Regions from separate parts of the Homo sapiens genome. Here regions 2, 3, 4 and 5 are each linked to region 1. Evidence: chromatin loops called from intact Hi-C (ENCODE). Cell type or tissue: ascending aorta. All regions are shown on one strand. Each heading gives the region's core, and the rest is flanking DNA. Links, peaks and the distances in the headings are about the cores only. Region 1 has its middle 330 kb from the start of LINC00474. Region 2 has its middle 70 kb from the start of LINC00474. Region 3 overlaps ASTN2 (astrotactin 2). Region 4 overlaps LOC105376234 (a long non-coding RNA gene). Region 5 overlaps LOC124902258 (a long non-coding RNA gene).

The links. Peaks named below come from ENCODE experiments on the same cell type or tissue, not always from the same donor. Only the 100,000 strongest peaks of a DNase experiment are listed, where the experiment ranks them.
Region 2: a loop joins it to region 1, with 2.4 times the contacts of the local background. A loop is called at or near these places in 3 of 110 quality-filtered maps.
Region 3: a loop joins it to region 1, with 18 times the contacts of the local background. A loop is called at or near these places in 79 of 110 quality-filtered maps.
Region 4: a loop joins it to region 1, with 3.0 times the contacts of the local background. A loop is called at or near these places in 4 of 110 quality-filtered maps.
Region 5: a loop joins it to region 1, with 4 times the contacts of the local background. A loop is called at or near these places in 4 of 110 quality-filtered maps.

The regions. Positions count from the first base shown.
Region 1 is chr9:115,587,727-115,594,184 of GRCh38, reverse strand. No RefSeq gene overlaps it. Among named protein-coding and RNA genes, the nearest start is that of LINC00474, 330 kb to the left of the region's middle. In ascending aorta, for the core only: a CTCF peak has its summit at 2,497 (motif pointing left); a DNase peak (open chromatin) is centred at 2,394; H3K27ac peaks cover 650 bases.
Region 2 is chr9:115,851,985-115,858,442 of GRCh38, reverse strand. No RefSeq gene overlaps it. Among named protein-coding and RNA genes, the nearest start is that of LINC00474, 70 kb to the left of the region's middle. RefSeq lists an enhancer at 2,293-2,794. In ascending aorta, for the core only: no CTCF peak of the experiment used is centred there; no DNase peak of the experiment used is centred there.
Region 3 is chr9:116,657,958-116,664,415 of GRCh38, reverse strand. All of the region lies in intron 16 of ASTN2 (astrotactin 2), which reads left to right. Among named protein-coding and RNA genes, the nearest start is that of TRIM32, 26 kb to the left of the region's middle. In ascending aorta, for the core only: a CTCF peak has its summit at 3,155 (motif pointing right); no DNase peak of the experiment used is centred there; H3K27ac peaks cover 826 bases.
Region 4 is chr9:115,754,261-115,760,718 of GRCh38, reverse strand. All of the region lies in intron 2 of LOC105376234 (a long non-coding RNA gene), which reads right to left. Among named protein-coding and RNA genes, the nearest start is that of LINC00474, 170 kb to the left of the region's middle. In ascending aorta, for the core only: no CTCF peak of the experiment used is centred there; no DNase peak of the experiment used is centred there; H3K27ac peaks cover 1,997 bases.
Region 5 is chr9:115,940,958-115,947,415 of GRCh38, reverse strand. The region is part of intron 1 of LOC124902258 (a long non-coding RNA gene); the gene reads right to left. Among named protein-coding and RNA genes, the nearest start is that of LINC00474, 19 kb to the right of the region's middle. RefSeq lists an enhancer at 2,475-3,674. In ascending aorta, for the core only: no CTCF peak of the experiment used is centred there; DNase peaks (open chromatin) are centred at 2,705 and 3,065; H3K4me3 peaks cover 349 bases; H3K27ac peaks cover 4,083 bases.

The DNA of each region.
Region 1 (6,458 bases), core at 485-5,484:
TCAGAGAGTAATCAGATCTACTAGAATACCCTGTTCTATCCTCACATGAGCTGTGAGCCGAGTCTGTATTCTGCGTCTCCTTTCACAGAGCAGTAAGCAGAAGCTATGGAGAGCTGGTGGGCTCTCACAAGCCCATTGAGCTATACACTCAGAGAAAAAGCCGCTAATAATTTCCATCTCACCCTGGAGCAGATACACACACAGTGTTGAGATTGCTCATGGCCATAGAAGAGCCTCAGCTGGTAAATTTATAGAAGGCTGGTCTGCATTTTTAAGCAAGATAACTAAGCCTCCAGAGTTCACCCTGAATTTAAAAAAAAAAATCTTTACAAGTATATGATTCTTACAAGCTGAGATTTATGTAGAGATTTTGGTTTGTTGATGTATAAAGTAAATTTTTAATTCACCGGGTAGATGCCAAAGCAAACCAAAGTTAGTATATCAGCACCATCTAGTGGGTGATTTCAGTCAATGCACACACTAGAGGAGAAAACGGTAGGCAAAGAAAGTGTGTACCCCCCAAAGCTTTGGGAAGGCTGCGGAGGAAATAGCACTTATCAGAGAGAACCTTAGGCTGGTCATGGGGGCCCACACCTGTAATTTCAGGGCTATGGAAGGCTAGTGCAGGAGGATAGCTCGAGGCCATGAATTTGATACCAGCCTGGGCAACATGGCAAGACTCCAGTCTCTACAAAAAATAAAAAATTAGCCATGTATGGTGGCATGTACCTGCATTGTAGCAGCTATTCTAGAGGCTAAGGCAAGAGGACCATTAGAGCCCAGGAATTCAAGGCTGTAGTGAGCTGTGATTGCGATACTTCACATTAGCTAAGGTGACAGAGTGAGACCCTATCTCAAAAACAAACAAACAAACAAAGGAAAGCAAAGGAAACCTTAGCCAGGAGCTCTAGTAGTCAGCATGGGTCAACAGGTCTTCTACTTCAGTTAAGGCATGATGAAACAATTAGACCACAGAAACAGTCCAGACACTGTCTAGTTTTAAATCTCTCAGTTTCTTGGCCTGTGAAATGGGGATAATAATTCCTGCTTTAGAGGGTTGATGATGAGATTATATTATAGTATTAATCAGGATGAATTTAGAAAAGTACCTTATGTGGAAAATAATAATCCTTGGTAGCTACTGACTTGATGCCTATCATCTGTCTCCTTTGGATATCAAGCAGCCATTAATACTTTAGGTTTCCAAATAAGAAACTGAGGTTGAATATGGGTCAGTGACAAGTCCAAGGTCACACAGCCAGTAGATGGCAGAGCTGGAATTAGACCACCAGTGTGATATGCCCCAAAGCACTAGTTGACTCCACTGTACCAGGTATTAGATGCACAAAGTTTGCTCTTTTTCTTCACCCTTCATTTTGTTTCTTAAGATGAACATTTGAATGCTACAATGTACCTAGCTTTGTGCATGCACACAAATAAGTATCATCAGATTCTTTGTACAGATGTAGAAGCTGAAACTCAGAAACACTAAATAATCTAACAAAAATTAACAATTACTGAGAGATCTGAGATTTGGGCTCTGACTTTCTGATTATTGCTATAGACTATTGCTTTAATCCATCCTCTACTGACTCATTTGCTCATCATTCATCTCTAATTATGAAGTATGTTTCTGTTTCTGTTTACATCCCAAGAGTTGCTGGTTTATTTAAATGGACATCTGCATTTATTAAGGTCCCTGGCTCATCTAATTGCGATCTGTTTTTCTGCCCATAGAGGAATGGAGGGTTATCTTTGGTGTATAAGATTGTTTCTCAGACTCCCATCAGCTCAAGAAGAGCGATGTGTCCCATGAGGGCAGAGGACAAGCTGGCTGAATGGAGAGAATGTCATCTCTGAGCCTAAGGAGGGGTTACCGCTCCAGTTAGTCTTAAAAGAGGTGACGGAAGAGCCTTATAAAAAGAATTACTGGGAGAGTTTCACAAAAATAAATAAAGGCCACTCATGTTTCCCAAGGCTATACTTTGTGTCTATAAAGACCCAGGGACACAGAGCCCAAATGTGGTTTGTTTGTTTGTTTATTATTTATTTATTAGATACAGGTTCTTGCTCTGTTGCCCAGACTAGAGTGCAGTGGCACAATCATAGCTCACTGCAACCTTTAACTTCTGGGTTCAAGCGATCCTCCCACTTCATCCTCCTTAGTAGCTAGGGCCACAGTTGTGCACCTCCATGCCTATTTTACTTTTTTGTAGAGATAACGTCTCCCTATTTTGCCCAGGCTGGTCTCAAACTCCTGATCTAAAGCAATCCTCCCACCTAGGCCTTCCTAAGTGCTAGGATTACAGATATAAACCACTGCACGCAGCCCCAAGTGTGGTTTGATCAAAGTCAGTGAAAGAGCTTGGCAGTAGCCAGGCTCCGTGACTACTAACTTCCTGTTAGAACTAGGTATTCTGTCCAAACCCTTGGAGTATGACACACAGGGATCAAATTACCCATGGCGTGAAGAAATTGCTCTGCCTGGCAGTTGCTTCCCTCTAGTGGTCACTTTGCCTACAAGCAAGAAGATGCTTGGATTTGAATCTTAGAATTGAAAATCCAACAGATAAAAATAGGATGCTGTTTTACCAAGAAAGTTGGGTGTGGACCTCCATACACTCTCAGAGGAGTATGATGGCAACAACAGCAACGACATAAAATACAGAGGTGTGCTTGTATTCTGGTCTTTGCAAAAGTGTGTTTTGTGAAATATGTTAGAGGAAAAAAATTAATTAAAATATTCTGGCCGGGTGCGGTGGCTCATGCCTGTAATCCCAGCTCTTTGGGAGGCCGAGGTGGGCGGATCACGAGGTCAGGAGATCGAGACCTTCCTGGCTAATACGGTGAAACCCCGTCTCTACTAAAAATACAAAAAATTAGCCGGGCGAGGTGGCTGCTGCCTGTAGTCCCAGCTACTCAGGAGGCTGAGGCAGGAGAATGGCGTGAACCCGGGAGGCGGAGCTTGCAGTGAGCGGAGATCGCGCCACTGCACTCCAGCCTGGGCGACAGGAGCGAGACTCCGTCTCAAAAAAAAAAAAAAAAAAAAAAAAAAAACTCTAATCTGGGATAGATGAACACACACATAATTTCTTTTTAAAAAATTGAGAAATGTCGATATGTGTTGTTCCTTTTTTCTGCCTCATTTCATGAATTCCCATTTTAAAAATGGGACAGTTGAGGTCCACAGGACAGTCACACAGTGGTTAAAAATGGGACAGTTGAGGTCCATAGGACAGTCACACAGTGTTCCAATGCTGTGCTTATGCAATGACAATGTCTTTTGGAAATATGTATCAAGACAGAACCTCTATTGGCCTGTGTGCCTGCCTGAACTATGCTGAACAGAGACCCATGCTAACTGATAACATACTGTAGTGTGAACAGAAAATAAATGTATGTGAAGAAAAAAAGAACTTAAACAAGAAGTCCTCGAGATCTTTTTGTTATTTGCTTCTGCAGCATAACCTCAGTTACCCTGAATTCTATAACACATCTTTCATTAGCTAGCTTCTGTTTTGCTCCCCTCTGGTTCAAAGGGTACAGGGGACAAGGAGATGGGTCATTTATTATTCCTGATTGACTTCTCACTCTCTAGGCCCTGCCGAAGATTAAAGCTGACTTCCTTTCTCTTGGGGTGTTTCCCTGAACTCCTCAGAGGTTTCATGTTGGACACTCCTCCCCTGCAGCTTCTTTGACCCCAGGCTTTTCTAGCTATTCTAGGAGGTCTCTGGGGATCTGTCCTCATTATCTGGGCCTTCACACACAAGTATACCCCCAGTCTCCTTTTGTAAGTTTTCCTTCTCCCTCCAGGCAGACCTACTGGACAAAACCAACCAAGACTCCAGTGAGCTCTGTATCATTGGCCCACACATGTTCCCTGGGAAACAATCACTGGCTCCTTGCCCTGATGAACTTTCTAACTGCAGGTCAGTAGCAATGCAACAGTCTCTCCTGGCTCTAATTCAAAGCAGTTAGTCAGCTCTTCTTTTCTCTTTCATATTTACTGAAGCCAGACTTCAGTCTACAGTCAGCTTTAGATTTCTTAACATGACCTAATTGTGGCCTTTCATATCTCAGACTTGCAAGGGATGCATTCCAGAGTTCTTTAACTGGTATCCCTAGAGCCCCCCTTACTAGCTAAGCATTGGAAGATAGCACAGTATATTAGATAATAGGGAAGTCCAACTGCTATAACAATCAACCTTCAGATCTCTCTGTCTTGACTCAGTAGTGCTTATTTCTTATTCATGTCTCCATCCATGCAGGTTGGCAGCAGAGAGGGACCCTGTTTCAAGCTGTCATTCATGGACCCTTGCTCTTTCCATGTAGTGGCTCAGATCCTCCATGGCCTTTCAGTTCTCCTCTATATTCATTTCATTCAGCTGCAGAGGATGAGAAAAAGAGCATGTGAAGTATCACACAGGAGATTTTAGAAGCCAGACTTGGAAGTAGCATTTATAACTTCCACTCATATTTCTTTGGTCTGTTCATTGCAATGAGAGTTGAGAAACATAGTCTAGCTGTCTCCAGAAGAAAAAGGAACCATGTAGCATGTTTTAGGCAACACGTCACATTGTTTCTACTTCAGTCCTCAGCTCTGGTTACTGAATATCCATTTTACTATTCTTCCCATACATAGAATACACTCAGCTTGTTCCCAGGAGAAATAAGCCAAAGTCCCACTAAGTCACCTCATCTAGCTCAAGGTCCAAGATACTTCACTGATGCATAGTTTTCTCCATCAGTTCACAACATGAGTTCTCAGGTTCTGGGTAACTATTCAGAAAAGAGGTAAATAGGAGACACACAGCAGTTACTGGACTAATGCAAGTTTGAAATCTCGCTGGGGAGACATTGTGAAGGTCCTCTATGGAGAAGAGAGAAAGTTCATGGATAAGCCCTGATTTTGTTCTCTGAACAATACTTCTTTGGGCACTCATTGTTTTCAGTGGCTCTTGGCTGCAAACTCAGACGTTCTCTCCTATCCATTACACTCCTATGCCACAATTGAAGTGGACCTTTGGGAATGCCTTCCTTGGGGGCTACTTATACTTTGCAGCCTATATCCAATCCAAAAGTTGTTCTAAGCTTTGCCAAGCCCTTGCAGGGTTTTGAACTGGGATGATGCTTTCATGGCAATATTGTTTCCTCAAAAATATTGTGGGCTTATGATTTATTTGATTCCAATCAGTTTCATGTACTAGTGAATACACCCAACATTCTGTCCCAGATAGAGTTTTTAAATTTTTTTTTTTTTTTTTGCATCCTCCTCATAGGCTTCCTCATGTCCCATCTTTATGTGTTGACAGCAACCTTGAAGTTATCTGGAATAGTAAGCTTGAGAGATAACTGTAGCTCTTTTCAGAATTATCTTTACTGAAGGGCCAAATTACTTTTCCTTTTGTTATTCAGACTACTTATTGAATTCTTGCTATGTAAATAGCTTTTTAAAAATTATTTATTTATTTATTTATTTACCTTCTCATCTTTCACTGTTTGAGACCTAGAAGCAGTAGGTTTTTCTAAACATTTAATGCCACAAATTTCTGGAATCTTTTTAATTATCTTGCATTTGAGGTTCCAAACTGGGAAATTCTTTATGGAGCTCATCTCTTTCCTTTATCCCTTGTCAATGTCAGCCAAAAGAAGGCAAGATAGGCTGGGCACCGTGGCCCATTCCTGTAGTCCCAACACTTTGGGAGGCTGAGGTGAGCGGATCACCTGAAATCAAGAGTTCAAGACCAGGCTGGCTGATATGGTGAGACCCTGTCTCTACTAAAAATACAAAAAATTAGCCAGGCATGGTGGTGCATGCCAGTAATCCCAGTTACTCAGGAGGCTGAGGCACAAGAATCACTTGAACCTGAGAAGCGGAGGTTGCAGTGAGCCAAGATCACAGATCACACCACTGCATGGCAACAGAGTGAGAAGCCATCTTAAAAAAAAAAAAAAAAAAAAAAAAAAAAAAGCAAGCTATACCCACTCTGTTGTTTTTTTTTTTTTTCCAACTGTGTACCTTAAAGCTATATTTCTCCAAGTGAATGGTCTGCTTTACACCTTATGGCATGCAACTCTTTTACCAAATGCTCTTGTACCACATAATATGGTCTGTTATCTACACAGCCTCTGATATCATTTTTCTAGCTGACCAACCACAAAGCCAAAGACACATATTTATTTTCTGTGGCAATACTGCCATTTACCAATTAATGTATTAGTCGGAGTAATTCTGTATCAAACCACCTCAGTGTCCCAAAGACTTTTCACAATAAAAGTATATTTCTTGCTGCCACCATAGCTGAATGAAATTTGGCAACAGGGACTCTATTCTCAGCAGTTAATAAATTCCCTGGTTCATTCCACCTCGTGTCTCTGCTATCACATTAGATTTTGCTGCATGTTAGGGTAAAGTTGGTAACTTAAAAAAACAAAGCAAGACAATACAAAACTCTGAT
Region 2 (6,458 bases), core at 545-5,544, 260 kb before region 1:
AGAACTAGAAATACCATTTGACCCAGCAGTCCCATTACTGGGTATATACCCAAAGGATTATAAGTCAGTCTACTATAAAGAGACATGCACACATGTTTATTGCAGCACTATTCACAATAGCAAAGACTTGGAACCAACCCAAATGCCCATCAATGTTAGACTGGATAAAGAAAATGTGGCACATACACACCATGGAGTACTATGCAGCCATAAAAAAGAATAAGTTCGTGTCCTTTGCGGGGACACGGATGAAGCTGGAAACCATCATTCTCAGCAAACTAACACAGGAACAGAAAACCAAACACCACATGTTCTCACTCATAAGTTGGAGTTGAATAATGAGAACATATGGGTACAGAGAGGGGAACATCACACACCAGGGCGTGTGGTGGGGTGGGGGATAAGGGGCGGGATAGCATTAGGAGAAATACCTAATGCAGATGACGTGTTGATGGGTGCAGCAAACCACCATGGGACATGTATACCTATGTAACAACCTATACATTCTGCACATGTATCCCAGAACTTAAAGTATAGTTAAAAAAAAAAAAAAAAAAAAAAAAAAAAAGATGCAGTAACTAACCAGCCTAGTTTGTCTGAAACTGAGGGGTTTTCCTGCATGAGGGACTTCCAGGGCTAAAACCTAGACAGACCCAGGGAAACATGACAGATTTATTTAAGCATAAAAACACACAGGATTTTAAAGACAAAATATGAAAAAATATAAGATATTACCTTCGTATTTTTATGTTAATGATATTGAATAATATTTTAGACATTGAGCAAATAAAATATATCATTAAAACTATTTCATTGGTTTCCTTTTACTTTATTTTAAGGCAGCTGCTAAAAACGTTGAAACATTACATGTGGCTCACATTATATTTCTACAGAGGTAGTCTAGTATTTAGGCCACTTTGAGTGATTTTATCTATCTATCTATCAACTATCTATCTATGCATTTACTGTTAGCACTCAAAGTTTAATGCCTGGAATTACAAAATCCTTGAGGAGATTTCACAAATCTTAACGCATTTTATATCCCCAGAGCTATTATTTGAATGTTTCTCCCCAAAAGCATGTGCTGGAAACTTAATCCTCAGTGCAACAGTATTGGGAGGTGGAGCCTAATGCAAGATGCGAATGGATTAGTGCTGATTATAATAGCATTGGAGTCTGCAAATTCAATCTCTTGGTTTCAATCTCCTATTCTTTGTCCTCCAACCATGAGATGACATAGCAAGAAGCCCTATGTCAAATACAAGCTCCTTAAATCTTGGATTTTCAAGACTCGGAATCATGAGACACTAAATTTTTGTTCACTATAAATTGTTTGATCTCAGTATTTTGTTATAGTAGCACAAAATGGACCGACACCAGTGTCTAACAATTAATACTGTCCATAACTGTCATCTTTTGAGGACTTGCTATATTCTAGGCACAATAGTTTCCTAAATTCCTAAATTCTATGTACCCAAATAGATCTCAACCTCTAAAATAGCCCACTGACACAGATAACTTCATGATACTCCACTTTACATGTAAGAAAACTGAGGTACATAATGGAAAAATAACTCGCCAATGTCCATCTTCCTAGTCAGTGATAGAGCCCAGGTCCCCAACTCTGAAAGATAATTCTTACCAAGATGATTTCAACACAGGTGTGGTCACCTGGGATCTGCATTGACAACTATGGGACTGGAGTTTATATTAACACACAGGAGTAAGAACAAAGAGTGTTGGGTCATCTCGGCAGGTTTTTAAACAAATAAATTACAATAATCAAGGTAATTGACATCTTTTTCTTTTTACTGTGAGTTTACACTTAGTGCTTGCCACAACTTCGCTTTTATCTTGGGCAGATGTTGATCTTTCCAATACATTGCTGCCTCCTGGCTCAGGGTTTGCTGCCATCAAGAGCAATAACAGTTAATATGTTCCTGAAACATAATAGATGCCAAAACTGTGCTATGTGCTAAGCCTGTATTGTTTTATCATAACTTAAGCCTTATGAATAAAGATATTATTATAAGCTCCCTTTAATAGATGAGAACATTGAGGCAAAAACTTGAGCAATTTATCAAAAATGATATCTTTCTGGGTAGTTCCAGAATGTTAATCTGGTTTCATCTGTTTCCAGAAAAGAAACTTTCTGTCCTTTGATATACTGAAAATGTAACAGATGATCTCAAGATTCTGGCCCCAGTGAATCTGAATGTTGTTTAACACAGAACAGCACAACGTTAGCTGTATAAAATTGTATCTTTTGGAGGGATGTCACCAATAATTTGAGGTTCACACTCTACTAATTTCCTATCACTGCTAAAACAAATTATCACAAACTTGGTGGCTCCAAATAACACACATTTATTCTGTGTAGTTATGAATGTCAGAAACCCAAATTCAGTTTCACTGAGTCCAAACATAGGTGTCAGCATGGTCCTTCTCCCTGGGGAAGCTCTGGGGGAAAAATCATTTTCCTTGGTCTTTTCAGCTTCTAGAGCTGCATTCCTTGCATTCCTTGGCCTTTTGCCCCTTTATCTTTAGAGCAAGCAGCTTAGCATCTTCAAATTGCTCTATTTTGTCATCACATCACCTTCTCTCCTGTGTTTGTAGTCAAATTTCCCTACACCTCCCTATTATAAGGACACTTGTGATTACATTTAGACCCCACTGAGATAATACAGGATAAAATAATCTACCCATTTCAAGACTCTTAACTGGTTAACTCTTAACCCCATTTGCACCATCCCTGTAACTATATAAGGTTACATTCACAGGTTCTAGGGATTAGGCCAAGGACATATTGGGGAAGCCATCACTCAGCCTAAAAACACTACTTATTTCTGCATGTCCTTGATTCTCACAACAGTCATAAAAGTGAGCACAGATGAGTCTTTTAGAAAAGTCTACATTCTAAATAGCTGCACACAAGTGCATTAACATGTCTAAAATATTGCTCAAAACCTATGTAAAATTAAGTTTCACAGGAAAACTGTAGACGTTGACAATATTAATTCTAAATCTTCTTATTTCTTGTTAACTCTCTTAAAAATATATCCAAAGATGTTTGCATTTTGTCTTTCTTTATCATAGAATGTTTGTAAAATTTTAGTAGTTTCAATACTTAATATGACATAAACTAATAAAAAAGGATAGATGAGACTAAAAAGAGTTTATGATGCTGTTTTTATCTGCTTGTGGTGGGTACAGTCAATCTGCTTTTGTTCTCATGAGCAGCTTTATTAAAATCTATAAACACTTACAATTTGAAATTTTTTAAGTAGAAGAGCTTCTGTACTTACTTATAACAGTAAATTTATAAGACATTTTTGAAGAGATACAGACTGCTTATAATATGTGAGATCTCATTAGTTAAACAAATATTATTTATGCTTGCAATCTAATGAGAAATGTATAATTTATCTTAAATCATCTTGCTTCCATACAATTTATACATACTTTAGAGTGCATTTATGCCACACGGTTCTCATAGATATCTTTAAGATAGGTAGAACAGATATAACCTCAAATTTGCAAAAAAAAAAAAAAAAAGGCGAATAGATATAATCTCAACTTTGCAAAAAAAAAAAAAAAAAAGCCTACTGAGAAACTGAGATCAGGTTAGTTCTCATCTGAGATATATGAGCTAATTACACCTAGAGAGAGACCAGAACACAGATAGATGTCAACTATCTTCCTACTGAAGTTGTACTGATGTGGTTTTATTACACATTTCCTCCAGAGTAACTTAAATATTCTATTTGCTTGCTTTGAAGAAACTGACACTTTTTAAAAATTTAGTATGTTGGATTTACTTTTATGACTGAAATTGATTACAAATTCCTTTTTTTTTTTTTTTTTACAAATTTTACTTTAGATTCAGGGGGTACATGTACATGTGCAGGTTTTTTACCTCGGTATATTGTGTGATGCTGAGGTTTGGGGTATGAATGAATAGTACCCAGTGGGTAGTTTTCCAGCTCTTGCCTCCTGTCTCTCCTCACTTTAGTAGTCTCCAATTTCCATTGTGGCCATCTTTATACCCATGGATACTCAATGTCTAACTCCCACTTATAAGTCAGAACACGTTATATTTGGTTTTCTGTTCCTGTGTTAATTTGCTTAGAATAATGTCCTCCAGCTGCAACCATGTTGCTGCAAATGACAATATTGTTCTTTTTATGGGTGTGTAGTATTCTGTGGTATATATGTACTGCATTTTCTTTATCCAGCCTACCATTGATGAGCACCTAGGTTGATTCCATGTCTTTGCTATTGTGAATAGAACTGTGATGAACATGCGAGTACATGTATCCATTTGGTAGAATAATTCGTTTTTCTTTTGGATGTATGCCCAGTAATGGGATTGCTGGGTTGAGTGGTAGTTCTGTTTGAGAAATCTCCAAACTGCTTTCCACTGGGGATGAACTAATTTATATTCCCACTAACAGTGTATAAGTATTCCCTTTTCTCCACAGCTCACTAGTGTCTATATTTTTTGATATTTTAATAATAGTCATTCTGACTAGTGTGGGATGGTGTATCATTGTGATTTTGATTCACATTCCTCTGATGATTAGTGATATGGTACATTTTATCATGTTTACTGGCTGTTCATATGTTTTCTTTTGAAAAGTATACCTTCATGTCTTCTGCCCATTTTTAAATAAAGTTGTTTTTGGCTTGTTGAGTTTTTTAAATTCCTTATAAATTCTGGATATTAGATCTTTGTCAGATGCTTAGTTTGTGAATGTTTTCTCCCATTCTGTAGGTTATCTGTTTATGCTGTTGACAGTTTCTTTTGTTGCACAGAAACTCTTTAATTAGGTCCCCTTTGTCAATTTTTGTTTTTGTTAGAATTGCTTTTGAGAACTTACTCATAAATTATTTCCCAAGGCTTATGTATAGAATGGTGTTTCCTAGGTTTTCTTCTAGAATTCTTATATTTTAAAGTCTTACATTTACATATTTAATGGATCTTTGGTTAATTTTTGTATATGATGACAGGCCGGGGTCCAATTTTGTTCTTCTGCAAATGAGTAGCCAAATAATCCCAGCACCATTTATTGAATGGGGAGTCCTTTCACCATTGCTCATTTTTTGTTGTCTTTGTTGAAGATCAGATGGCTATAGGTGTGCAGTTTTATTTCTGGGTTCTCTATTTTGTTCCATTGGTCTTTGTGTCTGTTTTTGTACCAGTACCATGATGTTTTGGTTACTGTAGCCTTATAGTATAGTTTTAAATAAGGCCACATTATGCCTCTGGCTTTGTTCTTTTTGTTTAGGATTGCTTTGGATATTCAGGCTCTTTATGGTTTTATATGAATTTTGGAATAGTATTTTTCTAGTTTTGTGAAAAATGACATTGGTAGTTTGATAATAATAGCATTGAATTTGTAGATTGCTTTGGGCAATATGGCCATTTTAATGATATTGAGTCTTCCAATCCATGAGCATGGAATGTTTTTCCATTTGTTTGCATCACTTACAATTTCTTTGAGCAGTGCTTTGTAGTCCTCCTTATAGAGATCTTTCACCTTGTTGGCTACATGTATTCCTAGGTATGTGTGTGTGTATTGTAAATGAGATTGCATTCTTGATTTGGCTCTCAGCTTGAACATTATCGGTGTATAGACATGCTACTGATTTTTATTTTCGATTTTTAAAAATTTTTGTGGATACCTAGTATTTGATAGCACAACAGGGTGACTATAGTCAATACTAATTTAATTATACATTTAAAAATAATGAAAAGAATGTAATTGGATTGCTTGTAATACAAAGCATAAGTGCTTGAAAGGATGGATACCCAATTTTCCATGATGTGATTATTATGTTTTGCATGCTTGTATCCAAATATTTTATGTACCCCAGAAATGCTATTGATTTTTGTACACTGATTTTGTGTTTTGAAATTTTACTAAAGTTGATAAATTTTATTATTAGACAGATGGAGAAACAAAGGCACAATGAATTCAATGTGTTCAACACAGATATTTGTCTGTTTGTATCTTTATATTTTCATGGACTCAACTGATTTAAACATCACCTTAAGAAGTCTTCTTGTTCAAGATTTTGTTTCATCAAACTTATAGTATTATACATTATGTGTTTATATGCATGTGTATATGTATAAACAAATTATATATATGTACAAATAAATTATCTCTCTCTACATATAAATATACTGTGTTTCTTATCTGTGAACTATGTTAGAATATAAGTTCCATGAATGCAATGATTTTTGTATCTTTAATTTAATAATTTATTGCAAGTGCCTAGATGAACTGGATCCATAATAGGTACTAAATAAAAATTTGTTGAACAAGTAAATTAAGTCAAATTCTTTTTCAAATAAATGAGTGTGGCTTTGATAAGAATATTAATTATAAAAAAGTCTCTTCTCTTAAATGACAACTTTCGTATAATTTATTCTCATTGTGCAAAGGAGAGAA
Region 3 (6,458 bases), core at 912-5,911, 1.1 Mb before region 1:
TTCTATACAAAAGAGAGCACTCTAAACAGTGCTCTGGGCTGGACATGGTGGCTCACACTGTAATCCCAACACTTTGGGAGGCCAAGGAGGGTGGATTCCTTGAGCTTACAAGTTCAAGACCAACCTAGGCAACATAGTGAGGCCCTGTGCCTATATTAAAAAAAAACAAAAAACCTTAAACACTGTTCTGCACTTTCCTTTTTTCCATTTAGTAAAATATATTTGTGATTACTCCAATCACATACAATATTATTCTAATTCATTTTTAGGTATATAGTACCCCACTGTTTGGATGCTTCATAGTTTTTCAACCAATTACCTATTGATTGTCCATAGACTGCTATGGTAAGAGATTTATTGCTGATTACTGTGATGTAATGGGCAGAAGCAACAGAAATTGAATATTCAATTTCCAGAATTTATAACTGCCTGAACTTGAATCTCTAGCAATGTAGCAGAGTGGGAGGCAGCCTAATATTGTGGAAGAGTGCTTAGAAATAAGGAAGGTCACAATGGCAATCCAGATGTTCTTGGATCCCTGATTTTCCCTCCATGAGCTTCCATTTACTCATCTTTAAAAAGCAATAGTGAAACCTACCTCTCATTGTTAGGATTTATAGAGACCAAAGGGCATAATGTATGCAAATCAAGTAGCAGAACATCTGTCCTGGAATATGTGCCTGTAAAACTGCAGCTACAGTTAATATTAATTTTACTGATTGCCTCAATATAAGACAGGAAATCTCTATGAGTTTCAGCCCTTTTATATTTTGTTGAGTGGGCTCATTGATCCTTCTCCCTGCCCCTAGCAGCAGAGTTACACCGCAGAGGGGAGCTAACGGAGAAGTAACTCAATCTTGAACATGTTTTCCAAAAGTAATGCCTGGTAACATGTTTAAAGGTTGTCTTTTAACATGAGTATTTTTAACATTTTGTTAAAAATAGTTAGAAATGTGAAAGCAAGACTGTGAACCCCCAGGAAAACAGTAAGAGAGTGTTTTCTAATGGTTCCCTTAACTGACTAATGGTTCCTAGATGACTCCAGCTGATGTTCATACCCTCCTGGATGTTTGAAACTGGCAACCTCCCCCTGGCCCCAAAGTGGCCTCCTACTGGCCCCAAGGTGGGCTGGTATACCTTGTTGGTCTGCTCTCCTGCTTCAAATATGTTCAAGTGGGACAATCTGGGAGTCTTTATCTAAAGCAGGTCATTAGCATCTCAGAGGCCTCCAATTCCGTAAGCCTTGTCCAAGAATAATCTTTTCTGAGCATTTCCTCTTTGACCCCTAGCCTGAGAAGTGATTGGAAGGAGGAGGAAGGAATTGGGAAGGAACTAATCTTGGAATCCGTTCTTGAGGAGTAAGTTTTAAACACAGTTTTCAAGAAAGTAAAAGAACTTGATCCCAAGAAAGAGAAGGCGTTCTCCTATTAATGATCCATCTCAGCTCCTTTGGACAGAAAAGGGGCTTTGGAGTCAGTCTTTGAATGCCTAATGACCTTCGACTGCAGTCTGTCACTTCTCGGAAACTCTGTTTTTTCAGCTGTATATTACAGTTGTAAAAAATTACGACATTACTTGTCCAAGGCACTGTTGTGAGGATTCCATGAGATCCACAATGTCTTGTGTTTGGCAAAGAATAGAAGATTGGGAAATATGATTTTCTTTTCTGTCTTCTCCCTTTACCAAGCACTTTTCCTATCACCATCTTAAAAGCAAAACTGCATTAAAAATAAGACTATGTTGTTAGAATAATACTAATAATAGTAATAATAACAAGAACTGGCATGTTTTGGGTGGCTATTAAGTGTCTGGCATGACCCTACATTATTTTTTTATTTTTTTGAGATGGAGTCTCACTTTCGTTGCCCAGGCTGGAGTGCAATGGTGCAATCTCTGCTTACTGCAAACTCTGCCTCCCAGGTTGAAGTGATTCTCCTGCCTCAGCCTCCCGAGTATCTGGGATTACAGGTGCCCACCACCACACCCAGCTAACTTTTGTATTTTTAGTGGAGACAGGGTTTCACCATATTGGCCAGGCTGGTCTTGAACTCCTGACCTCAGGTGATCCGCCCACCTTAGCCTCCCAAAGTGTTGGAATTACAGGCATGAGCCACTGCACCCAGCCCGTTATCTTAAATCTCAACAACTTTATATTGTCGGTGATATTCGCCTATTTTATACATAAAAAGCAGAGACTACTATGAGGAAGAAGCTTGTCTATGGTCACATGCAGGGCTGTGGCTAGCCTGTAAGTTACCTCTTATATGAATTAGGAAGAGGAGCTCCTCTACTTGTACTCAATTGCAGGAGCACAGGCATGGCACGTGAAGCTGAGGGTGGATTTAGTCCCCATCCACCCTTTTGCCTTGTCACCTTTTATATATATATATTTTTTTCTTTTTTTTTTTAATTTAAGTTCTAGGGTACATGTACACAATGTGCAGGTTTGTTACATATGTATACATGTGCCATGTTGGTGTGCTGCACCCATTAACTCATCATTTACATTAGGTATATTTCCTAATTTTATCCCTCTCCCCTCCCCGCACCCCACAACAGGCCCCGGTGTGTGATGTTCCCCTTCCTGTGTCCAAGTGTTCTCATTGTTCAATTCCCACCTATGAGTGAGTCACCTTTTTACAGAGCTCAACTTGTGTAACTATACAAAGAGGGCCTGGTTGCATGCCTAGTTTTGACCAACTGAATTTCACATCCAGATGTATATGAAGTTCAGACCGCATCCATTCCATTACCACCTTGGAATTTTTTCTCTTACTGTCTTCTTTAAGATCCTGCTCCATCAATTATCTTTTCTCTCTGCCATATCTTAAGCGTCTCCTTCTCCATCTCTGTTTTTTCCTTCCCAGCCAATACGTCCCATCAGGTCTCTACACTTGAGTACCACAAGGATTGAAACAAATTGTTATTCATATTTTCCCCCCTTGTGCCTAGCTGTAAACCTGGCACTGAATAGGCCTTCTCAGCAAATGCTCTTTCAGAATTCTTTTACTCATCGCACTAAGCTTCCTTGTATCATAGCTAGCTTTTACTGTTTCCCTGGCTTCCCTCAGTGGAAGTTGCTTTGCACACAATGATCCTTCTTTGCCAAGAAAGGATCAGAACAGAGATTTCCCCAGAGCAATCATCTTAAGTAGGCACTAGAGGGCAGCAGGAGATCACATATGACCTTTTTTTTTCAGCCTCCTGTTACTGGCCACAACCTGCCTTGTCCCAGGAGGAAGAAGTAAATGTTACCCTTCAATGCCGACTGATTCCTGATTCTGGCCAAGACACTGGCCAGTACTAGGCTACTGGGCAGTGTCCAGGGGTCCCTTTCCCACAGAGAGTATGACCTGCCTCAGAAATTTAACTGCTTTCACTTGAAGACAGGTGTCCTCTTGCAAGTTATACTTTATCACTCTGTGCCTCAGTTCTCTCATTTGTAAAAGGGGGCAACAATCCCTACTTTGTAGGATGGTGGAGAACTGTGAGAGATCATAGGTGAAAATGTGCTAGCACAACATCTTTTGTTTTATTCCTAGAGGAGTTGGATGAGGAGTTAGTATCCCCATTTTACAAATGAACAAACTAAGGTTGGAGAGGTGAAGTGACTTGATTAAGATTTGAAATCAGGTAGTCTGACTCAACAGTTTTGGACTTACGCATTCAATTCTACCCTGGTCTACTGTCTTCTTGTAGGTAGAAGACAGGTAATTTAAGGGGAAATTTTTGACAGTTAAAGCATCAGGCAGGTTTCAAGGGAAGATTTACAGATTCAGACATGTACAAGAATTGAATAATGCTAGGATGAATGCCAGGGGCTGGAACAAATGACCTCTGATGATGCTCTTGACACGCTAGCATTGGATATTTTTCATTAAGTTCTGATTCTCATTTATCCTCCAAATAATCCAATATTTAGGTACTAAAATTATTAGCATTTTACAGATGAGGAAATGGAGGCTTAGAGAGGTTAAGGTCTTGTTCCAAGGTCACCCAGCTAGAAAACAAAAAAGATGGAATTTAAACTCAAGCAAAACACTGTGCTATAGCTGCCCCTCTGTAATTGTGCTTATTACTTATACATTTAGGGGAAGAGCTTGCAAATTCACTTAGGTTAGGAAATCAGTTGTCCTAGGGTTTGGCAGTTTTATAATTCTGTCTTCTTATTTTTGGAATCTCCACTGTTGCTTTTCTTTCCATTCCCCAAATGTGTGTGTGTGTGTGTGTGTGTGTGTGTGTGTGTGCGCTTGCAATATGAACACAACACATACATCACAACATACACATACTCATACATATATACCTTCTCAGAAGCCACCCAACAATGCCCTATGGTTCCTGGGATAGGAATTTCATCTACCTAGTTAGTTAATTGTTTAATTGTAGTATGACCCCACACCCCAACTAGAGTCCAGGCGTGAGTACTGTAGATAAGACATCTAATAGCATAAAGTACATAACTCTGGGCTTGGGTCTGATGCTTAGGATGAGAAGTGTGGTTCCTGGATGAGAAGTTAGTCTAAGTTTAATAGAGCCTTTCCACAATGGAACTTGAGGCCTAGAAAGGTACTGATTTCCACATCTTTAGAAATGTCCAAGAATAAATTGGAGGATTATTTGGTGGTAAATGAAAAATTAGATGGGATTTCTGACCAGGTGACCTTTAGAATGCTTTCCACCCAGGAGACCCTATTAGCCCATGGAAATGGGTGGAGGAGATTGGGGGCATTACCTGGGGGTGGGAGGTAATGGGAAGATACAAATATTTGGAACGGATATGACTCATCCTGTAGGAGTGAAAACTGGTGCTGAAAGTTTTTCAGAGAGGAAATATGGACAGTGGAAAGAGCAGAAAAACTGGGTAGAAACAGCTAGACTAGTTGCTAGCTGTGTGACTTTGGTCACGTTACTTTACTTCTCTGATCTATCAAGTGTACATTAATAAAATAAAACAAAGACCAACTGTCTTTGGGGCTGTGGTGATAAATTGGGATAGTTGGTCTGAAGTCTGATAAGCATTACACTAGTGGGACAGGAGTCAGATTTATGCATTCATTTATTCATTTGTTCATATATTTACCTGCAGACTGTCTACATGATATCAAACAGTGAACTCTGTGCTTGGAATGCAAATGTTCATTAAAAATGGCCATGGTCCTTGTTCTCATGAAACTTATGGTATATTTGGAGAGAAATATATTCATTTAATTATTATATTAAATCAAATAATAAAAACGTGACATGTACTATAATGAGGATATAAACGATTCAGTTCATACTGCAAATTGAGAATAGTCAAAATATAGTCTGTGAAAACAAGTATGCTCAAAAGTATATACATATGTGTTGATTCTGCCACTCTTTGTGATATGTTTACTGGGATAATTTTCCTCTACCTCTAGATGAAAATCTTAGCAGACCACATCTAATCTATTATCACTTATGGAATAGGCAGCAGCACCATCGATATTTTACATTGCTAACATACTTTCAAATCAGGAATTAGGATTTCCAGTCCAATATTTTAATCAAATCTTTTGACAAATAAAATCTCCGTATCTTTCCCAATAGGAGCATTAAGAGGTGGGAATGGTTGGCCTTCATGCTCTTTCTTTACTTTGCACCTCTTCTTCCCCTTCTTTCACAGTACAAGCAAAAAAAAAAAAAAAAAAAAAAAAAGAGCGGTGGTCAGGATTAGGAAGGTCATACTTGCTCCAGAATTATTTTACCTGGCTTTGCGGTCTCTGGTCCTGGCATCTTTATAAAGCTGGCCATTTGTCTTGGGGGGCTTGTTCAGGGGCTTTTCAGCGGTCCCCAATGCTTGGGACTTCTCGTAAGACCTGGAACAGTGCCATTTCTCTTTGTCTGGCTTCAGTGATCCCTTCCTACCTACTGTTTCTCTGGCTTCCTACCTCATGGAGATTCACTGTGGGGGACCCATCACTCTGTTAGATTCCTCTTGGGTAGGGCTTAAAACAGTTCCAGGCCAGTTCTTTCTTCTATGTGACCCATATACAGTTCAGAGGAAGCAAGCATTTTTCACTGGGCAACCTCTGGGGGTTTGGGCTAATCCCCATGCAGCTCCTTCTGTTCTGTTGGTATAGGCCACTGCAGCTTTTTCAGGTGAAGATAGGACCTAGTCCATTTTCTTGCCAGTTGCTGAGAATATATCCAAGTTCTCCAAGTGGCACTCCTGAGGGTTCCTCTCACAAAACTTAGAGTTAGCAGATAGCATGTAACACTTGAGCTGGCTAGGGTGCTGAAGACTCCAAACATGGTAATAGTTCTTTGCAAAAACAAAACAAAACAAAAACAAAACAAAAAACAAACTTCCTTAAATCTCTTCTTGCAAATACAAAAATTAGCCAGGCATGGTGGCATGTACCTGTAGTCCCAACTACTCAGGAGGCTGAGGGAGAATTGCTTGAATCCAGGAGGTGGAGGTTGCAGTGAGC
Region 4 (6,458 bases), core at 625-5,624, 170 kb before region 1:
ATGTTGTTGAAATCATATCCATAATTTAAGGCCCAGTTCAAACAGATCCTCTTCCATAAAGCTCTTCATATTATTCTCATCTAAAGGTTCTCTCTCCATCATCTTATTTCTGATAACAATTTAAATGCCCTTTATTCCTGGGACTGACAGCTTCCAACCTTGTATTCCCAGATACTACAAGTTCTCTGAGAAAGAAGAATGCACCTCCCTTGTTATTACTTCCCCTTAGAGTGCCAAGTACCTGCCCAACATATTATAGGCAATTCAGCCAATGAGTTTTCGAGGTCATTGTCCCAGTGAAACACAGTGAGTATATTTCTATTAACATCAAAAACCCCATTTCTGCCTCTTAGAGAAGGTCTGAGGGCTAAGGGTTCTGAGAGTTTAACTCATACCTATCCAGCAGTGGGCTTATTTGGTAGCCAATTCTTCCCCTTTCCAAGTGAGTTAATGCAGTGAGCTGGTTAGCTGAGGCAGAGAAGGAAACAAATGAATAAAAAATAGGGGATTAGCAAGTATTTATGTTTTACTTTTCAAAATCAGCCTTAATACAATAGCCTTGGTCCATAAACCAATGATTCATGGATTAGAAAAAACAATACTTTGTTTTTCACTCCCTTCTTTCTTATAATACCACTCCATTTAGATCACATGTACCTGAGAAGGAGGGAAAAAGGTATTCCCTAATTTTGGAAATGAATACTTTATAAAATGAGGGACTGTCTGTTGTGTTGCAGTGTGGGATAAGTAGGGGAAGTGGTTGTGGACAAACCACAGAGAGCCTTGAATACCCAGCCAAGTGTCAGGATCCTTAGACAGGAGGAAAAACAGGGCCATTGAAAAGCTTAAGCAAATAAATGATCTGAACACATTTTTGTTCACTTTGTTGAGAGTCCTATCCATTTTTTTTTTTACTACAGGAAAAAGAATTACTTTTTGCTTTCAAATTTTGCTATTCTTGTCTTTGACTACATCATTCACAGATATTTCAAGTTTAGCACATTTAAAATAAAACTAGATTTTCCTCCCGAAACTTGGCACTACCTCATTATCTTCCTCTTAGTAAATGGCTCCATCATCCGTCCTGTTTCTCAAATAAAAATCTGGGAATCATCCCTAAAATTCTTCCGTCTTTGGCTCTATGCACTGATCCATAAACAAGCCCTGTAAATTGTCTTCATGCCTATCATTGGATTCATCCATCTCTCTCTCTCTCACTGATTGCCACGAACTTAGCCCAGCAGCTCCTGGATGGTGATGACAGTAATTCAAAGGTGATTTCTACTCCACTGTTGCTTACCTTAATCGTTCTTCACATGAGGCAATAACCCAGCTCCCAACTCCTCCCATGGTAATTCTTTCCACTCTTTTCCTCTTCTAGCCACCTCCTTAAACTTGTCTAGTTTATGCCACCCTCAAAGCCTTTGCCAATGCCATTCTGTTTACTTAAAATATTCCTTCTTCAGCCTCTTCATGAGGTTGCACTTTCTTACCTTTGAGGTCCCTACTAAAATATCATCTCAGAATGGCTTTCCATTACTACCCTATCTAAATCGTGGTCCCCTATAATTCCCTCTTTTATCTCCTGTTCACAGAACACTTTTATGTGTGCACTTCTTTGCTGTCTTTATTGTTACTTTTGTGTATGTGTGTGTTTCTCCTGTTAGAATATCAATTTTCCAAGAAAGGTTTGTGTCAGCTTTGTTCACCAATTTATTGCAGTCTCTAGCACTGTCACATTGTCAGGGATGGATTAAACACCCACAGAATGGAAGGAATGTCTGTTAATTTCTGCCTATCTATTGAATTTCAGAGGATGTTTGTTGAGTCTCCCCCTGAATATGAAATACAGCTCCCCCTGAATATAAAACAATGGGGTAATTTAACCTCTTTTACTATCTAAATACTACTATTATTTAAAAAAAGAATTCTTAAGAATTTGTGGGATTTAAAGTTTCCTCACCACCAGGAAATGTCCTTGATGGAATTGACGAATGCACTTGAGGCATATCTTGAGAAACAGAAGGTTGGAATTTGTGAAAAATGACAATCTGTGTCCTTATATGGCAAACCAGACTTTGCCAAACAACAATTCTGAAATCCGCAGAGTCTTTGTGGATTTGACAATCTTTGTGGTCTGTGATATGCCACTGCGATTCACCCAGTGACACTGGGGATGAATGCACAAGCTTCCAGCTTCTTCTCTAGGTTCTCCTACCTTAATCCTTTTCCTTAAGTAGAGGTTTGCCAAGGTCTAATCCTATATTTCTCTTGTGTCTATTCTAATTCTATGATCTATTTCCATTAGAAAATTGTCCCATCTCATCTTTCCAGCTATCAACTTTCTACTGACAAATCTTAAATAAAAGTTTCTAATCTCAGTCTCACCCTCTAATTGGCTCTGTTTTCCCATCAGTCTTCATCATGGGTTCCTAACGTTGCTCTGAAGTCTGGATTTGAATTGGAGCCTGAAAAATCTCAACTCATTGTCCTTGCTTCTAAACCTCAGCTCTACAATTTCCTATTTTCTCTCATCAACATTTTTTTTGTTCATGGCTTTTTATTTTTACCTGATTAAGCCCTTCCTATGAATATATAAAAACACAGAAGTGTGAAATATTTCCTAGTTTCAGTTTACATCATTGTAAAGATTGTGGATCGCACGATTTTAGAGGGTGCCATTTATACTGCAATCTTTGTGAATGGTGCCCTCTGGAGTTGTATCTAAAAATGTCTCTGACCTTTTCTTATTTTTTCCATCTTCAGTACCAAATGCAAGCCACTGTACATTGTGGACACCAAGTAGATGCTGTTGACAGACTAATTTGGCCAAAAGTCAGGACCAAAACTTGTTAGAGAATGTCAAATGCCCATCCTAAATCTTATTCACTGGTTTCTGTGAACCACTTGCCATGTTTCCCATCTCATGTAGTTTGCTCCATTCTGAAAAGAATGTGTTTATATTACGTATTGTCAATTTATCTTTTACTTCCTTGTATAATCCTCCTATCGTGGAGGCACAAAGCTCAACAAAGACATGTGAGGCTAAATAGCAGTTATTTCCTGGTGGCTCTGCCCAGAGATTGGTCATGGTGGTTACTCAATCAGAAAATTGGGACATGAATTTTCTCTGCTGAGCACTTAGATAATATATTTACAGTAGTGATTGGCAGAGGGCTCTTAATCAGAATCCCTCAATGAGGAAACTAAGAAACAATCTCCAGGTCCTTTTGCCTAGCCCAGGACTTGGCATTAGGCAAGGACACTCCAAACATATGCTGAATGAGTGAGGTTGGAATTAACCTTCAAAATAGTATAAATGTCCTTGGGTAATTATCCCAAATCTAATGTGATTCGGTTAAAAAGATCTGGCAGGAAGACTAATCAGATAAATTACAATGGATAAGTCCCAACATTTTAAAGGGTTTCCATTTATACCCACATAGATCTTACAAACTTAGATTTGTGTCTTTTCATGACTGAGATTTTATGAATCGATATATGAATCGATACCACAAACATCTCAGAGGACCTGCAATGAAAATGTCATATCTGTTTGAACACTCGCTGTAACCAATTTTTGAGATACTTTGCATATTTATAAAATGTATTCTCAATAAGTGCACATTAACACATTATTAAGATAATGAAAACAGAGAGTATTTCTTTAATTTTTATTCTTTACATCTGTTAGTGTTCTTGGCAAAGATTCTGGCATATGATGGACATTCAATAACTCCAGGAGTTATTGAATGAATCAATGTGGAAAATATGTATTTCTCATTGCCAGTTGGAGCTCTTTGAAGCATTGCTGTAGCCCTCACAGAGCCTAGAATAGCCCTTGAGCCACTGCAGCTTTTCTGGCTATATTTGCAAGAAGGGAAGATATGGATATAATGGAAACCTAATAGGTAACAGTTACTGCAATTGAGTATTACATTAAATTAAGCTCTGAGCTTCCTAGAGGTCAAATAAGAAGGAACTGCACAATGGATTAAGTGGACCTTGTCTGCTAAAAACAACATAAAAAAGTGAGTGGACAAGTTTATATGGAGAGATGAAGAAAAGAAGTTCATACTAGAAAGCCTCCAAGATCTCGTCTAACAGTAATTTTCTAGGCTATCTCACTCTATGGTTTATAGTATGTCTATATCTATAATAGGGCCAACCTGAAGCAATCTTTTGATTTAGGATATTTCCCTTTATTTTCTACCCTCAGTTTTCTTAGACAGAATAGCCCCACTTCCTTTAGAAACTTCCAGAGTTTTTCAGTGTTGGTTAATCACCTGTCTGCATTTCAGTTATGCTCCCAGACTGGCCCCTCTATCCATCTTTCTTTCCCACTCCAAGTTCCTTCCTTCTTGCTTCCCTTGTTTTTTCTCTGCCTCTCCCTTAATCTTTTTACCAACATTTTTTTTGAGAATGAAATATGTTTAATTTGACTTATGCCAATTTTTCCAAGTTTATTTGAAATGGAAATTTGGTGTGTTTTTTTCTTTTTTTCTTTTTACATAGCATCACATGGAACTAGTCATCTGTGGAAAATTCTTGGGGAGTTGCTTCCTTGGGAAGGTGATTATGGACAGACTTGAGGACAGATAGAGCAAAGCCAGCTCAAAAACATTCAAGGATCTTCACCTGACCGTTCCCAGTGCTTCACCCTTGTTAGTCTTTAAACAAATCATGTCCAGTGACATCCCAATGACCTGAGCCACAGTCCTTGTCTTCATCCTTTTGTCATTGCAACATACTCCTGAAATCGCCACCTTCTACGTAATCTCTTTGCTCTGAGCTCTACTTACCATCTCTTTTCCAGCAGTCATTACATTTAAAAATCTTGTTTCTAAGGCCTGAGTCAGGTACCTCCACTTCATGAAGAATTCCACAGTCATTTTCATTCGTCATTCCTCCCATTCCTGCCCAGTGCCCCCAAGGGGAAATAATTTCACCTTTAGCAAGTGATTCAGCAGTATTTATTTCTGTATCTATTTTATTTTTTGAGACAGGGTCTCACTCTGTTGCCCAGACTGGAGTGCAGTGGCACAATCTCAGCTCACTGCAACCTCTGCCTCCCAGGCTGAAGTGATTCTCCTGCCTCAGTCTCTGGAGTGGCTAGAATTACAGGCACACGCCACTACTGCTGAGCTAATTTTTTGTGTTTTCAGTAGAGAGGGGTTTCACCATGTTGGTCAGACTGGTCTTGAATTCCTGACCTCAAATGATCCACTCGCCTCAGCCTCCCAAAGTGCTGGGATTACAGGCGTGAGTCACCATGCCTGGCCCTGTATGTATTTTGAATATTTCAGTGATACACATCAGTCTAGCTCCTTATATATAGTTAATTGTAAGTGGAAACTTGTCCAAAAACATGAGTGTTGGGTTGAAATCAATATTTTATATGTACTAGATTGGCCAGCCTCTTTGTACCCACCACTGTTCCCTTGTGCCCACCACTCAACAATTCCCTTTTTATAATATAAGCAAAGAATAGGATATTAATGCAAACGATGACAATAAACCAGTTTGGAAACTGCCTTAAACCATTTCTCAAGTTATTTTCTGCACATATGTATTCAATTCATATATAGGTGTTATGCTTTAAAAGTTTAACATATTCTGCTCTTACAGGTTACTTTGCACGTGATAGGAACGGCATGTATCATCCATCCATTTTATTTAACACCTGTGTGCTTCCAAAATAAAAAGATAGTTTTTCTTACTGAGTCCTGAGTTTACAGCCTAAAGTTATTATCTGAATATAAATTTATAGGGAGAAGTCTTCTGTGGAGAGTATATATCTACTTTTATTTAAAAATCTTTGCAGATTGAAAATGGCTTTTGTAATTTGTAGCTTGTGTTATTTGTTTACATTTACTTATTTTTTTCTAACTTTGGGAGGGGGGGTGTTTAAAATGAAGTCCTTAAAAAAACAAGTCTACAAACTGATTCCAACAAAAGGTATTTTGGTGAAAGTCTACTATAAAATTAACTTGAAAATATCTTAGAGAGAATAAAATTATCTCCTATAAATGGCATAAATATTTCTTTGGGATGCTTAGCTTATGACCCCAGAGAGATTTTAGAACAAGAGGGCACATTTTTCCTAGTTTTAAATAATAATAATAAAATTAGTTCTACTAAGTCTTTATTTTCCATTAGCATAATACTTCAAAGTTTACAAACTGTTGTCATTTGATCTTCCCAGTTAGCCTGAGGGGTTGGCATAAGAATAAAAACAGCTACCATTTACGAGAGGCACTGTTCTTAGAGACTTACATGTGGGGTGTCATGAATGCTCAAGCAGTCCCATGACATAAGTATTAGGGTGATGCAAAAGTAATAGCAGTTTTTGCCATTACTTTAAAAATACTATTGCTGTTGTCATTTTGCAGATTGGGAGCATGAGGTACTGCTAGTTTGGGATGAAGCTGAAGTATAAACCCAGGTTGTTTGCTCCA
Region 5 (6,458 bases), core at 487-5,486, 350 kb before region 1:
CCCAGACTGGAGTTCAGTGGCATGATCTCAGCTCACTGCAACCTCCACCTCCTGGGTTTAAGTGATTCTCTTGCCTCAGCCTCCCGAGTAGCTGGGATCACAGGCACTCGCCGCCACACTTGGGTAATTTTTGTATTTTTAGTAGAGACGGCAGGGCTTCACCATGTTGGCCAGGCTGGTCTCAAACTCCTGACCTCAGGTGATCTGCCCACCTTGGCCTCCCAAATTGCTGGGATTACAGGTGTAAGGCACCGCGGCTGGCCTCTTCACATATTCTAAGACATTTTATCAATTGCCCAACATAATTATTTTTTTAAAAAAACATTTTATTTAATAATTCTATTTTTTTAAAAAAACTCTTTTTTATTCCGTCTATTAGGACATGGCCTTAGGTCGAACCAATATTAATTTACAGTCTCATTTCTCTCTGGAAGTGGAATCCTACAAGCATTTTTATTCTACATCTCTTTGGCAGATATGCAAACAAACCATTCTACATGACTACACGAAATTTTGCTTGTTTCTCTCTCTACAGCTGGTCTCCAATTGTTTCATGTGCATTTGTTTTCTTCCCCTGACTTGACTCCTTGATGGCAATGTTGTGTACACAGAAGTTACGTCATACATGTGAGTTAGTTGATCTAATTCTTTATTTACTCAATGCTCCTAGCTCACTCTTTGCCCTCCCCCTTCCTGGTCACCTGGTTAAATAGGCTCTTGATAAATACTTACTGAATGAAATAATGAACCAGCACCAACTAAATATAAGGTGCTATTGTAATAATTGGCTGGGTCAGTCAGATACTTGGATACCATGTGGAATTCTGTGGCAGCATTGGAATCCCACTGGATATATGGAGGTCTGGCAGAGAGCAAACTGTGGTTGAATTTGGGCACAAGAGGGTGAGGGTGGAAATGGGAAAAATTGAGCAGGAGTCATTATGTCTGGGGATGAAATGGAAGGTCTGAACAGGAAAAATAGCAGCTGAATAGCAGACTGGCTGTTAGGATTGAAAAATCAGGTGTGAAAATCAACTACAATAGTAATAATAATGATAATATTAATGAATTTACAATATTAAAAGTAGACTGTCCCATGGTTTGTTGTTAATTTATCAATTTCTGAGTATTTTCTTACTAAGAAATATTAATTTCTTAGTATTTTCTGAGATTTACAAATCTTCATTGCAGATATGAAACCTAAAATTCATTTTGGAAAAGAACAAAATGGATCATAAAGTAGATTAAATTCTAATTAATGACATTCATACTGGAGAATTGGGTGAAATGTAGTGATGCCTTCCAACTTAGTTTTAAACATGTCACAAATAAGATAGATTGATGGAGAGAGAGGGGGGAGATCTAGAGAGAGGTATGTGATAAGACAATTATATTAATAGTGAAAGGTTAGTTACAGAATCTGAGTGGTAGGTATATGTATGTTTACTATAAAAATACTTAAACTATACTGTTTATTTGAAAATTTTTATAATAAAATCCTGAGAAAAAATAAATTATAGAGAAATTGATTCAGATCTCTTAAAAATAACCATATTGGAGCCTACAATGATTAGATCAAAATACTAGTTTTTTAGGTAGAATTTTCCAGCATAGTAATAAATCTTCATATTTATGCAAGGTTTTATTGTCCACCAAGTACAAAGTGTGATGATTGAGGGAAAAGACTCTGGAGCCAGACTAGCTGATTTCTGATTACTATCTATGAATAAACCATTTAACTTCTTGGTCTCTTAATTCCTTTGTTAGTCGAATCTGTGTAATAATTCTCCTAGGGTAGTTGTGAAGAGTAAATAAATCAGTAAATGTAAAATGCTTAGAAAGTGCTAAGAAGCAAATAAGCTCTATATTAATGCCATCTATTATAATTGTAATAATAATTGTTATGCCTTCCTCATTAGTTCTTAGGACAGAAATGGTTACTCTGCTTTTCAGCTGAAGTAACTGAGGTCTAGAGAAATATCTCTTGCCCAAAGCCATATGGTTTCATTTTAGGTGATACTGGGTCTAAAGTTAAGTCTTCATTGCCTCTTTCAAATATGCTTCTCCTTGTGTTCCAACTCCCATTGCAATGTCCAATCAAATTGAGGTGCAAAGAAATGCTAAGTGCCTGGCTGGGTGCCTGGCACATGGTAGGCACTTAAAAAGTAGGTGAATGATAAAAGTTCATTTATAGCACTTACTGTGTGTGTTACCCTGCTAATCACTATACATTATCTCAAAGAATCCTTGTAAAAGCTCTAAGAGTTTTGTTTTACTGCCCTGACTTTCCAGATGAGAGCAGAGGCTTTAGAAAGGGTATGTTGCCCAAGATCCCACAGCTAGCAAGTCTGAACCACAGATCCATCTGGTTCCAAAGCCCATGCATTTTTAACAACCCTGCAACACTTTCATGAATGAAGGGAGGCTGCTTCAAAGCTTAGCCGAATGGTAGAAATTAGGGGACATGAGCCATTTTACCCTTAATCCACAGTGCCTTCCCCTAAGTCCTTCTCATCATAGATGCATTGTATTACTAGCAAATGTGAATGTTTTGATGAATTAGGCAAAACACTCCAACTGCCTGTACATTGCAACATCTTCCCTTCAAAGGCCAGGGAATGTAGACTGTACGTTCTTTGTCCAGCTTGTCTGAATGCGTCAACGCTGTCTGGGAGGCACAGAGGTGGATGCTTTCCTAGCAGGGGTGAGGCCCCTCCTGAATGTCCAGCTCCCGTATTTGTAACATTGCCATGTGCTGCCACTGGGCCAAGGAATGAAGGGGCCTATGGTCCCAGCCTCCTCAGATTACGCAAGCCAAGAAAAATGTGCAAATCGCATGAGAAAAGCAGGCAGTCCCCAAACATCTTTATTTGTTCATTTCTGTGCCCTGATGCTTTGATTGCAGCCCTGCACTTAGAAATTTCAAGATAAGTATCAGCAGCTGGACACTGGGTAAATCAGAGGCACAGATTCCGTGTAAATACTGAAGTTTCGAAAGCACAAACTTATGTCCAATAGCTTGGAGCACAGGACCCAGTGGAAAGTGGGGGAGTGGTGTTCTGGCTTTGGCAGAGTCAACCTTCTGAGAAACTCATGGACATGTCTGTGCATGCCTGAACTTGTCTGACAAAGCCAAGCAGAGATTTCAGGATTGGCCAGATTCAGACACAAGCGGCCTGCTTGCTCGGAACCAAAATGGAACAGTCAGAGGAAGTGCAGGATTAGAAAGAAGAAACAAAAGATTACAGTCTGAAATCTGTTAACAGCAGAGGTTGCATGGTGAATGACCATGCTGATGACAATAAACTAAGCTGTCATCTATTGAATGGCTCACTGACAAGATCCCATATTAGGCTTTTTGTGTCCATTCACATAGTTAATTCTCCTAACAATCCTCAAGTTTTGATGGACTTTACCAGATTTTATAAATTTTAAAAAAAGAATAAAAAGGAAAGAAAGGGAGATGGAATGGTAAAACCACTATCTCAAAGTCAGGAACTAGCCAGTAAGAGGAAACAGGTTAGCAACACATGCTTGTCAGAGCCAAGGACCAATTTGTATCTTAAACTGCCCCCATGATCAATGAACATGAATTTAAACAAATGATAATCCCAGAACCTAAATCTGCCTCCCTGCAGTTAGAATAAATAATAACCATTGTGTGCCATTTTACAGTTCTCAAAGGGGTTATGTAATCTACATATACTGGAGACAGAAAAGAGAAAACTGTCCAGTTGGGTTTTGCTCCTAGGACAATAACAGTTCATATACTAGTTGTAAATAGTAAACACACCATTTTTTTTTTCTTCCTGACAGAAGGGGGATTTTGTCTGAGAAGAGAAAAAAAAAATGAGAGAGAGACAGCAGCTTTCTATTCAGAGACTAAATTAATGGGTAGGGCTGATCTCTTGGCATAATATGAGCTGTGAGGAGAGAGTTTGCTGATGAGATCTGTCAAGAACATAACAAGAAGATAGACTGGAAGAGTCTGGACCACACTGGGTGTGACAGCAGCCTCATCAGCTCAGCTAAGAGTAGATATATTGGTAAGAAAAATTAGAACAATGGGTAAAGCAAGATAACTAATGCTGTAGTTATGCTGTGAAGCTTATTTTGTTATTTAGGATTCTTTGGTTGCAAGTAACAGAATCCAACTCAAGGCAGCATACACAAAAATTTGTGAGATCTAATATAAGCACATGGAGATTTCTCTCAGGACAGCAAATACTAAAGATAAGGTAAATATGAAAATGAAAATTCAAGGTGGCTGGCAGAGTATAAAAACATGATCCTGGAGAGCATGACAGAATCCAAATCTTGAAGTTCTTTGTAGATTTCATTAAAGCACTTTAATTTCCTTGTAAATGTAGCAAGTGGCCAAGAAATGGGAAGTAATGTTATCAAAATGCAGGAAAATGGGATTATCAGATACAATACCACTTGAGCTGCTGTATGGGATAGAGAAAGGAAGTATGAAGGGTTGCTGTTGGTTGATTTTTTTGACTATGTATATAGTAGTGCCATAAATTGTGATAAGGAACATCAAAATGCAGATATGGGGTTGGAGGAAAAAGTTTGTGATGCATTTACTTTTGAACAGATTGGATTTAAGATGTCTGTGAGTCTTTCAAGAGATATCTACAGATACTTAGATAAAACAGTGTGGAGTTCAGAAGAAGCACATGTGCTGGAGTTACAAATGAGAAGTCACCTTCACAAAGATGCTACCAGAAGCCATAGCAGTGAATCAGGATATCCAAGGACTTGATTAAAGGTGAGAGAGCAGGGGAGAGCCTCGAACATAGAACTCTAACAACAACAACAAAAACCAGTTATGGGCCATAAGCATTAAGAAGAAAAGCCTTTAAACCTTCCAAGAGTAGCCAGAGAGATAGAGATAATTAGGAGAAGGAACACTTTCTGAAAGCTGGAGTGAAGACTTCTGAAAATCTACTTCATAACAGCAAAAAGAACACTAAAAAAATTGACAAAATAAACTTTTACAGAGCTGTAAAACTTAATCAAAAGCTTGTAACAATCTGAAGAATGTTTGTTGAAGAAAAATAGCTGAATTTCTGTAAGAATAGCAAAGAGCTTTGTAGCATTTTAACACACACTATTTCTATTTCTGTTTTCCTGCACAGTAGCAGTGAAAACCAACAGCCTCACGAGCATGGTAATTGTGAAAACCAGCAGTCTTACAGCTACTGGATGGGATAGAAAGTGTTTAGAGATCTCCCAAAAGTCCATTCCTAGAGAACTATCACTATCTGACCTGCCTGACAACTCCCTGGAAAGCCCCATTCATGGAGACTGGCTTTATTTTAACTGACTCAGAGCTCATTCACTGGGGAAATGCTGTATCCCCAGGGTGTTTGTGAAAAATGAACAGTGTCCATCATTTAAATTGAAGCTGCCTGAAGCAGTGATACAAGTTGTATCAATTAGGGCAAATAAGAGGCTAGCTAAGACCCTTAAAGGAAAAAGCTGAAAAATGAAACATTTACAGGGGGCTTTAAAAGACTCCAACATATTCAAGGGCATCTAGAAAATGATGTACATGTGCAGGGCTGTGAGAATGCTCGGGAAAGACTTGAGAAGATCCCAATATCTTATGCTGGCTGACACTGAGGATCTGCATAAACAGGAACTGAAAGCTAAGGCAGAGTTGAAAACTGGCAGTGTTGAAATGGTGCCCCAACACATCCACTCAGGGCTCCATGGTAAAGTGTGAGAGACCTATGGGTTCAAGTCATTCATGCAAATTTTTATCCAATCATTCCCTGACCACTAAGCTAACTCAGCAGAGACTTCAGTGGCCACACACAACACAGTGCAGACTTTAAATAATAAGTTGAGTAAAGTCACCAAACAAACTTCAAACAGCAGGAACAACAAACAGTAACAGTGGAAAACCCTGGGAAGTGAGGAATCTTATTTCCAGAGTTGCCACATTAGATTATGAAAAATTCCAGTTTTCAACACGAAGCTGTGAAACACACTAAGAAACAGGAAGGTATGGCCCAAACACATAATTATAAACTAAATAATATCGTACATGGATTAAAAGGGTTTCCTATGTTAAAGAAATATAATAAAAACACAAAGATTCTTCATTGGGAGTATATTCAGGTAACTTATTATAATTATTAGATAGTTTAAATTCTGCTGTACCAAAGTTTATTAATTAATTTTTTAAAAATACATAGTCCACGAGGTTTAGAAATGCAAGACGTGTACACTGAAACTACAAGACATTGCTGAAGGAAATTAAAGAAGACCTAAATAAATTGAAATTTAACCACATTTATAGATTGAAAAATTTAATATTGTTAAGATAGCAGTACTTCCCAAATTGAACTATAAATTCAATGCAGTCCCTATCAAAATCCTAGTGCCACTTTCTGCAGAAATTGACAAACTGATTTTAAAACTTATAGGAAAATGTAAGGGACCAA